Regions from separate parts of the Homo sapiens genome. Here region 2 is linked to region 1. Evidence: read pairs that join two places in POLR2A ChIA-PET (ENCODE). Cell type or tissue: PC-3. All regions are shown on one strand. Each heading gives the region's core, and the rest is flanking DNA. Links, peaks and the distances in the headings are about the cores only. Region 1 overlaps LINC01938 (long intergenic non-protein coding RNA 1938). Region 2 has its middle 96 kb from the start of LINC01938.

Region 1 (5,395 bases), core at 138-5,137:
AACTGGAGAGATGCTACTGGCATTTAGTGAGTAGAGGCCAGGGATGCTGCTTAGCATCCTATAGTGTGCAGGACAGCCCTACAACAAAGATTTATCCAGCTCAAAATGCCAATAGTGCCAAAATTGAGAAACCCTGGTTTACACTCAGGAAATGAACCGACTGAAGAAAATCGTCTCCTCACACCTTTCTTTCTGTGTTGTCTCCAGTGTGAAAGAAATGTTATTAGACTACAGCATAGGATCTGAGAATCTCTCCAGAAATGCGTTCCCACACTGTTCCAACCCCATGGTTATTGACCAGGCATCTTGCAGCCTTACTCATGAAATGAATACACTGGAATATTAAAACAAATCCTCACTTACAAGAGTATATTTTACCTATTTCTTTTATTATTTTTCATAGGTATTGTTATCAAATACGAAAGGCTCCAAATGGCTTTTATTATGCCCCGTTAGTGGTGATACTGATGGCTGTCCCACCGATGGTGCTGCTACAAATGACAGTCAAACATCCACAAAAGCAATCTTTCCAATGTTACTCAAGTTTACTCAAGTTTACTTGTCTTTTGTAATAAAGTTGGCATATTAAAAAATTATAAACACAAATTGCTCAAATGAAAGCATCTTGAATAGACTTCTCAACAGAGGTTTTTTTTTTTTTTTCTTTGCATGCTTCAGTGATAGTGATTCTTTTTATCAGTCAAAGTAAAAGTAAATCAATATTTATGTCATCCAAGAAATCTGACTAATGCTAGGAATTACTGAATAGGCAATTACATTTCAAATGCAAAATTTAACAAAATAGTGGTATAATGCAGAAAGCAAATGAAGTAGCAATACAGTAAAACCAAGTGCATTTCAAAGAGCTCAGTGATTTGAAGCTTTTCCACAATCTGTTTTCAAAACCTTCTTTTGATATTCATAAATTCAAATTAAATAATAGAATTAATGAAAGAAATAAAAAAGTCTTAAAGATAGGATCTTTCAACATAATATTCTTGAGTAGTTTATGATTATAAACAGAGTGGCAGCTTTATCTACTTTAACAGTGAATTTCAAGGAACAAGATTGAAAAGTATGTTCACGAGGAAATATGTCAAGTTCATTAAATACTTAACATATCATAGTTTTTTTATACACAAGCATACATATTTCTCCCTTACTTCATATTCTAACATACATTTATTAACCTAAACATCTCCTCTATAGTGGAACTGCAAGAAGAATATGATGCAATAAAGTCATTTTTATTTGAATTTATTTACTTAGTGATTATAATAGTCAAATTAATACGATGAATTACTTCTGTAACATTTATCACAGGACTTAGAATCCATAAGTAACAGAAAAACTATGCTGAGTCATACTGCTCTCTATATAATTTCACTTATAAATTTGCATATTTCTAGATTTGTATGTAAATCAGTATTTGGTCTACACATTGATGCTTCTAAGATTCCAAGTCACTTTTACTGTCTAGAAGAAAACATATGATAAAGTATATTTTACTTACACATCCATTCCACCAATAATTTTTTTCAATGTTCTATTATTTGACAGGGGCTTTTCCTGGCATGTAAGTTACTGTATTAATCAGTCTTCATGCTGCTGATGAAGATATACCCGAGACTGGGCAATTTACAAAAGAGAGAGTTTTAATTGGACTTACAGTTCCATGTGGCTGGGGAAGCCTCACAATCATGGCAGAAGGCAAGGAGGAGCAAGTCACATCTTACATGAATGGCAGCAGGGAAAGAGAGAACTTGTGCAGGGAAACTCCTCTTTTTAAAACCATCAGATCTCATGAGACTTATTCACTACCGTGAAAACAGCACAGGAAAGACTTGCCCCCATGATTCAGTTACCTCCCACCGGGTCCCTCCTACAACACATAGGAATTCAAGATGAGATTTGAGTGGGGACACAACTAAACCATATCAGTTATCAACTTCATGGTTTGTCCATGATTCTCCTAGTTTTAGCACTGAAATTTCTATGTTTCAGGAAACCTCTCAATCCTGGGCAAACTGAGGCACTTGATTAAGAGACATTTGATTCTTGCTTTATAAGGTTGTTCATGAGTTTCACTTCCAAAAAGCAAAATGGGTTTCCAGACAGAAAAGTACATGGATTTTGGAGTAAGGCTCAACAGGGTTTGATATGGTTTGGCTGTGTCCCCACTCAAATTTCATATTGAATTCTAACTCCCACAATTCCCATGTGTCATGGGAAGAACCCAGTGGGAGGTAACTGAATCATGAGGCCAGGTCTTTTCCATGCTGTTCTCATGATACCGAATAAGTCTCACGAGATCTGACGGAATTATAAGGGGGAGTTTCCCCACCCAATCTCTCTCTCTCTTTGCCTGCCGCCATCCACGTAAGATGTGAGTTGCTCTTCTGCCATGATTGTGAGGCTTCCCCAGCCATGTGGAACTGTAAGTTGTTAAAATTATTTCTTTTGTAAATTGCCCAGTCTCAGGTTTGTCTTTATCAGCAGCATGAAAACGGACTAATGCAGGGTTCAAATCTCTGAGCTCTTGCATTTCTTAGTTCTGTGACCTTAGACAATTAAATATCTCTCAGCTCTATGTTTTATATGCCCAATGAGATAATCAAGCTCATCTTTCAAGGTTGTTATAAGGATTGTTACATATGTAAGTAAAAAGCTAGTGTTGAACATATATGTTACTCAACGTATAAAAGTATTGCTATCAAAACTCAAAATATCAAAACAGCATAAAGCCTTTCAAAGATCTGATGTGGCAAAATGATGCAAATATTGAATATATCAGGACTTCTGAAAGGAGGAACTGATAAAGAAAATTATATAACATTTCATCTAGTCATGATGTCAGTGGTTTTATAATTCACTGGGCAGAACAGTAGAGAAAAAAAAGTCATATATATGTAAGTTTACAAAACAAAAGCAATTCTAAATACATTGATCCAAATAATCCTGAAGCTGAGTTCTGTGAAACCTCTGGACACAATTTTCTTTAAACCTTTGATTCTAAGTATCAAGAATGTGATACAGGAATTACAGCCAACTCAAAGTCATGGATTCTAAGCTTGTAGTCTCAGGTTATTTATTCTGTTCAATATCCTCTGTATTTATTTATGTTTCCTCTGGCCTTCAAACCTTCAGTTTCCTGTAAGGAAATTGTCACAACTAGGTTTTTGTATTCTACGCAGAGAGTTCATGTCCCACTGATTCTAGGTTTATTTTCTTTCTAAATCTCCCAACCTTTCTCCTCCTCGATACATCTAAAATCACCATGAATTTGCAGGAAAATACAGAGGCACAATAAATGGCAGAATTGGTAATGGAGCAGTTGAGCATTCATTACAAAGTCAGATGAGTTCTTTGTCATTTAAGGAGACAGGAGAAAGACTGACATTAAAATACAGTTCATTAAAAGTGAGTTTTAGCCTGGCCATTTACAGTGCCAAAACATCTGGAGAGTATTTTAATTTACGGAGGAGTGCTTTCAAAACCCTTTGAACTCCTAACTAAACACAAGGGAATTGGTAAATAAAAGGCTTTGGCTTTTGTACTGCAGTGACGTATCTATTCATTTTTCAGAACTCTGCCATCTAACAGCCTAAGTATCCTTCAACACTAACTCAGTTGTGCTCTTTTGAAGTGTTATTTTCTCCTTGTCCTTCCATTTTTACTCTAACATTTTGCTGGAATAGAAGCTAATGATTAAGCAAGTTAGAGTAAATTTTCCCCCACAGATTGTTCATCCTTATCTAAATAAAAAGGGTGGGAAACAGAGCTCAGTAGGGCACATCATGCACAGGTAAAAGTGAATCCAGCGCCAACCATAGCAGCAACAGCACTGTCCCTTCTTGTCCTTGCAAAGCTCAAGTATCTATAGAGCCACCACCAGCATTCACATTGCCCTTTCCCACATTTGAGTGGGAGCTGTTTATTTGCATAATGATTTAAAACATCTTTGGTCTTTATATTTTTTATTCATCCTAATATATTTTTGGAGAGTGAAGTGGCAGCTCTTTACAAAGGGAAGTGACTCTTACAATATGCTTTGGGGAGTGTGTGAGTCAATGGTCAGATAAATGCTGGTTCATAAGAAAAAAAAATCACTTAGGATCAAAGCTTAAGGACCAAAGGCTGTTTTAATACCTGATGACTAGTAATAAATAAACTCTTGATTTGTGTAATCTCTTTCTCGTTGCCAGGAAAAAACAAGACACCACAACCAGATCTTGCTAAGACATGTAGTCTCTAATTTCAAATTTTATTTAAATCATGAGGACTTTCCTGCTTTACCCATCCAGAAAAAAAAATCCTTTCTCTGTTTCCTCTCACTGTGTTACTCAAACATCTATTGACTAATTTCTATCTGCCTTGGATTCAAGCATATGCCTCCCTTCCCAACTCCAGATAGTTTACATATTTTTAAATGGCAGAGACTTTGACTATGCCTTCACTATATTTTCCAAATGCCAAGCCCAGCGCCTTATCCAGAACAGGTGTTCAACGAATGCATAAGATTAAGCATTCATTAAGATATAGATGCGATTAGTATATAGATGATTATCAGAGTTAGTCGAGTCTCATTCTTGTTTCATATTTTATGTAGAGTGCAATTTACATTATGATAGAAGAATAGTTTTAGTTGTGTATGCGTATGTCCCCCAACTTTTTTGTTTACAAAATACTGGAATTCATCATAATCCACTATCACTGATTCACTGTTCATCCATTCATTCATTTAACAAATACCTATTGCTACGCACTCATTTATATTCCAATCACTAGATGCCTTACTGTACCATGTCTTATAAAGGCAACAATGAGCAGACCCCAAATTTCAATACAGATCTGTCTGAAGCCTGGCATCTTTGTATTGTATCCTTTTTATTTCCCATGCCCCCTCTCTTATTCCTGAATTCCAAAACTAATACAAAAGAGCATATAATTTCATCCCCCAAATTCTTCAGAATGCAACAAAAATAACATAAAGGACATTTCTTTACATGCCACAAATGTATTAGGACACTGAACACAATTAACAGTAATTACTTAATCCCGTTTAATAAACAGTCCATATTTAACCTTCTCCAACTTTCTAGTTTGTTTTAATCAGGATACAAATAAGTACCACAGTTTTTATTTGGTTGCTACAGCTCTTAGATATCCTTTAATCTAAAACAACCTTTCTTCCTACCCCCTTTTTTCCACGTCATTCACTTGTTTGAAGAGCCAGGCCAGTTGTGCTGTAGAATGTCCTGCATCCCAGATTTGGCTCATTGCTTGCTCGTGATGTGGATAAACTTGTTCCTCCATTTATTTACTTTTGAACTCTCTCCAATCAGGCTTGTACACCGAAACACTCCATAGAAATTGCTTTTCTGAGGATCACCAA
Region 2 (5,395 bases), core at 195-5,194, 110 kb before region 1:
CCACGCCCTGTCTCCTTAGGAAGAGAGTATTTAAATAATAAGTGGAAGATGATATTAAAACAGATACTATCATGCCACTGATTTGTATGGAAAAATAGACAAGGCAGATGAGAAACTTGGCAAGTAAAGAACAGGAGAAGTAAAATGGAAGAAGAAGGAGAAGAAAAGGAAAGAGAACAGCAGAAACAACAAAACACACACACATCAACTGTTGATCATTTTGAAAATTTCAAGCGTTCAGGTTAGCTCACAGGTTTTCCAGGGGTCATTCGTTTTCCGGCCGTGTTTGATATCTTGTCCACCCCGTTGTCCCCATTCCTAATTTGGTGTAGGTTGCTTGGCTTACAGAAAATAGTGTCATTCAGAAATACTAGGATCACAACAGGCTGATTAATAACTGTGTTGAAAAGCTAAACTTTAGGTGATAGTCTATGTAAGTCTCCCTTATATAAAATGCCGGCTCTGCAGCCTGTAGTGTTGGGCGTTTATCTTAGATTTCAGCTGAGTCTCTTTAGGAGCCCTGGCAAAGCAGGACCACAGAGAAAATGCTATTAGAGTCATTTGCATTTTCTTAATGAAGAGGTGGAAACTTGCATCACAAGAACCCTGCAAATCAGCATCCACTATTTGGGTGAAGTAGGAAAAAGTAGCATAATAACATGGGAATAAAAATGCTTTTAAAATATTTTTAAATGCAGCTCTCATTTCTTCAAAAATTTAGAGAATTAGTCACTTGGCATCTCATTTAACGCTCAAAATTCAATTTAGCCTGAAGCATCCTAATAAATATAAAAGACCTTGGAAATATATAAAAACAACATTTTGTAAACATCATATGGCTTCACAAATTGGGGACAATTTACTCATATTAGTTTTTTTCTCGTATGTATTACAAAATATTCTTATTTCTGCCCTTTTACTTCTCTGTAGTCATACTTTGTTTTTTTTTTTTTTTTCTTACTACAGAAACATTTTGGCAGGGAGGGTAGGAACGCCTATCTAGATATCATGGGACACTATTGTTCATCAAGCATAATTTAAAAAATGCTAATTTAAGATGTTTTTCCCTTCCCTTCCCTGAATAAAACACCATCACTCAGACACTAGGTCAGGAAAACAGAATATAGAAAACAAGCAAGAGTCCAACAGCTGAAGACTAAAATGCAAGGGGAAACTGCTTTAAGAGAAGCCACAGAATTAATGCCTGTATACATTCTGAAACTTTTTGAAAACCAGCCACCTTCTCCACCTATAGACTGTGTTGTGGCTCTATCCTAAACCTTGCAGGTCTTCTCTGTGCCTATGATTGTCTTAATAGCTTACATCAACGTTGGCACGCTGTTGTACTCATAACACAGACCGTAATACATGCATGACTGTCCAGGTTCGAAGCTCTGCTTTGCCTCACCAGCTTTCTGACGTTGGTGGGTAACTTCACTTCCCTATGCTCCAATTTCTTCATCTGTAAATGGGCATACTTCTCAGGCCTACCTCATAAGACTGTTATGTTAGTTATAAGAGGTTGAGAAACATGCCTGGGGCAGACTAATGCCATATACATGTTTGATAATTGCATATATGAAATTAAAAAGTAGATTAAATCAGTAAATATGAATTAGGCACCTACACTGTTGCAAGCCACGTTACAATAAAGAACAAGATAAAATTGGCCAAATCAGTGGACTTGAACTTACATTCTAGAGAAAAGAAACAGGAGTAATCATGTAAACAAATAAACAAGACATTTTTATGTGGAGATAAATGCTATAAAGAAATGACTGTTATGTGATAGCAATAGAGGAGACTGCTTTGGCAAGGCCCTTTTGGGACTTGGGATTTGAGGTGAGACCTGAAAAACGGGATGCTGTTCAGGAATAAGAAACAGGAGCTCTAAGTACTCAGCAACTAGAACCACTGTCTTGCTATGGGACGGAGGAGACCTGGGTATGGAGGTGGAGAAGGAAGGAGATGATAGGATATAATGTCAGAAAAGCAGGCAAGAGACCTGTTGGTCAGGTCTTGGAGTTTGGCTTTTACTTTTAGTGCAATGAAAACCATTGCAGGATTTAAAACTGAGGACAAGGGTGATCTAGTTTAACTGCCAAAAAATTCCTTTGTTTCTGAATGTCTACTGAAACCATTCACTTAATGCCAACTTATTGACTTACTTTATGCATTGACTTGGTGGTTTGGATTCTAAATTTCACCTTGTTGTTGACTCAAAAAATGCAGAAGATACTAGCTGGGAAGTAAATGTATATCTGCCACTAAGAGATTTTACTCCAAAGTACTTGGTAGCTACGTTTGTCTAGTTTTACATATATGTAGTTATGTAAACCTTTTCTTTGACCGTATTTCACTAATCAAAATTTTGCATAATTCCTCTGTAGTTTCTTGCCACAAACCCTGGACAGGACCAGTTATATGTACAGGCTATAGGCAGCTACCTACATTTATATGATGTGTGAGGCACTACACAACATTTATGTGATAAAGACTTTCTTAATCACTAGTCCATTGTGGTACATAAAACTCTTACCAATAGATTTATGGTATTGGGTTGCAGAGGTTAAATGTCAGAGCAAACAGAGGGTGTACATCTTACTGAGGCGAAAGAAAACATTATCAGAGGATAGGGGCCTGGACCAATTAGATAGGGAACAGAGTACATTTGGCAGAAGTACTAAGCCTTGAAGGGCCCATCCAGTTGGATATCTGCTTACAGACATGCATCACTTAACAATGGGGATACATTCTGAGAAATGCACTGCTGAGTGATTTCATCACGTAAACATCATGTAGTGTACTCACAGAAACCTAGATGGTACAGCCTACTATACACCTTGGCTATGTGGTATAGGCTATCGGTCCTAGAATAAAAACCTTACAGCACACTATTGTACTGAATACTGTAAGCAGTTGTAACACAATGGCAAGTATTTGTGTATCTAAATACAACTAAGCTTAGAAAAAGTACAGTAGGCTGGGCACGGTGGCTTATGCCTGTAATCCAAGAACTTTGGGAGGCCAAGGCGGGTGGATCACTTGAGGTCAGGAGTTCAAGACTAGCCTGGCCAACATGGTGAAACCCTGTCTCTACTAAAAATACAAAAAAATTACCCAGGTGTGGTGGCAGGTGCCTGTAGTCCCAGCTACTCAGGAGGCTGAGGCAGGAGAATCGCTTGAACCCGGGAGGTGGAGGTTGCAGTGGGCCAAGATCATGCCACGACACTCCAGTCTGGGCAACAGAGTGAGACTCCAACTCAAAAAAAAAAAAAAAAAGAAAGAAAGAAAAAAGAAAAGAAAATGTACAGTAAAAATATGATATAAAAGATTAAAAAATGGTACCATCAATGGTGTTTTCAGGACTGGAAGCTGATCTGAGAAAGTTAATCAGTGAGTGAATGGGAGTGAATGTGAAAGCGTGAAAGCCTAGGACATTACTGTGCACTACTTTATAAACACTGTACACTTAAGCTACATACACTAAATTTATTTTAAAATCTCTCTTTAATAATAAGCTTTAGCTCTCTGTAACTTTTTTAGTTTATAAACACTTTAATTTTTTAAACTTTTAAACTCTTGTAACAACAACATAGCTTGAAACATGAATACATTGTAAAGGTGTACAAAAATAATTTTTTTCTTTATAGTGTTATTTTAAGCGATTCTATTTTTCAGTGTTTAACATTTTTAACTTTTTTGCTAAAAGCTAAGACAAAAAGACACACATTAGCTTAGGCCTACACAGGGTCAGGATCATCCATCTCACTGTCTTTCACCTCCACATCTCGTCCCACTGAAAGCTCTTTAGGGGCAATAACACGCATGGAGCTGTCATCTGTGATAGCAATGACTTCTTCTGGAATATCTCCTGAAGAACCTGCCTGAGGCTGTTTACAGTTAACTTTTTAAAGAGTAGAAAGAGTGTACTCTAAAATAACGTTAAAAAGTACAGTAAATACATAAGCCAGAAACATAGTTATTGATTATCAAGTATTATGCACTGTATATAATTATATGTGCTAGACTTAATACAACTAGCAGCACAGTTGGTTTGTTTACACTGGCATCACCACAAACATGTAAGTAATGAGTTGCATTATGAGTTATAATGGCTATGATGTCACTAAGTGACGGGAATTTTTCAGCTCCATTATAATCTTATGGGACCAACATTCTACATGCGGTTCCATAAGATTATAGACTCATGGGGTGCATGATTGTACACATCCTGCCTTCATCTATTCATGATTTCAACCAATATGTGGATGGTCAATCCTTCTTGCATTTAAAATTATCTTCAGAAGCCATTAATCTTACAAGTCTGTTTTCCCCATTCTGTTTTAATGGACTCTAATTTTTATCAGGGAGACTCTTTATTTCTAAATTTCTAAAACTGTTCAACTTAAAAAACTATCTGGAATAACGACAGAGATGCATACAGTTTTAAGAAAAGGAAGTCATGCTTCTCCAAACTGAGATTTATGAGAACAAACAATTCAAGCAACATTAGGATAGGGTATCTTCTCCCCAGGAGCTAATAATAAAATTACTTTTATACCAATGTCTTAATTTCATTAGACTGTTCATAGCTCTTTACACATTTTGTGCTTGCTTGCCTAGGAGTCCTTATAGTTTTGGATGTAGTTTGCTGATTGGTTGAGGTTAGTAATCACAGTAGTCAAATATGTAATATTTAAATCGATGCCACCTGTGTTCCTCCAATAAAACTAGGTAGCGGAAGAAAACACATTTAACATGAAAAATCCCCATTTTATGGATTCAGTAGCACGAAACTGACGGGTAACTTAACTTCCCTATGCTTTGATGTTTTCATCATAAGTAAAACCAAAATTTATACCAAAAGTGGGCAGATATCAGCATTTTTAAAGTGCAGTTACTGTGATCTTACTAGAATGTTTTCCTCCAAACTGTGTCTTCATATTTAATAATTAGCTTTATTTCTACTTGTTTGCAAATAAGTTTGTACTTAATTATTTAAAGGACTTGCCACTATTTTCCAAAATAACCATTTTGGAAAAGCCATGTTGGTTAAATATTAATGGTGTTCTTTGGTATATTCCAATTCTAACAATAAATTAGGGGACTTCTTTTTGGCATTCAGGCACTTTCTTACTCAGATAAGTTGATTAATTCCACTTGTGTCTTTTTTTTTTTTTTTATTTTTTTGAGACGGAGTCTCGCTCTGTCGCCCAGGCTGGAGTGCAGTGGCGGGATCTCGGCTCACTGCAAGCTCCGCCTCCCGGGTTCACGCCATTCTCCTGCCTCAGCCTCCCAAGTAGCTGGGACTACAGGCGCCCGCCACTACGCCCGGCTAATTTTTTTGTATTTTTAGTAGAGACGGGGTTTCACCGTTTTAGCCGGGATGGTC

What was found. ChIA-PET counts read pairs that join two places held together with the same protein. Peaks named below come from ENCODE experiments on the same cell type or tissue, not always from the same donor. Only the 100,000 strongest peaks of a DNase experiment are listed, where the experiment ranks them.
Region 2: POLR2A ChIA-PET joins it to region 1 with 7 read pairs; 2 of 35 experiments call an interaction of 5 or more read pairs at or near these places.

Annotation. Positions count from the first base shown.
Region 1 is chr5:165,230,801-165,236,195 of GRCh38, reverse strand. All of the region lies in intron 4 of LINC01938 (long intergenic non-protein coding RNA 1938), which reads left to right. Among named protein-coding and RNA genes, the nearest start is that of LINC01938, 10 kb to the left of the region's middle. In PC-3, for the core only: no CTCF peak of the experiment used is centred there; no DNase peak of the experiment used is centred there; H3K27ac peaks cover 512 bases.
Region 2 is chr5:165,336,582-165,341,976 of GRCh38, reverse strand. No RefSeq gene overlaps it. Among named protein-coding and RNA genes, the nearest start is that of LINC01938, 96 kb to the right of the region's middle. In PC-3, for the core only: no CTCF peak of the experiment used is centred there; no DNase peak of the experiment used is centred there.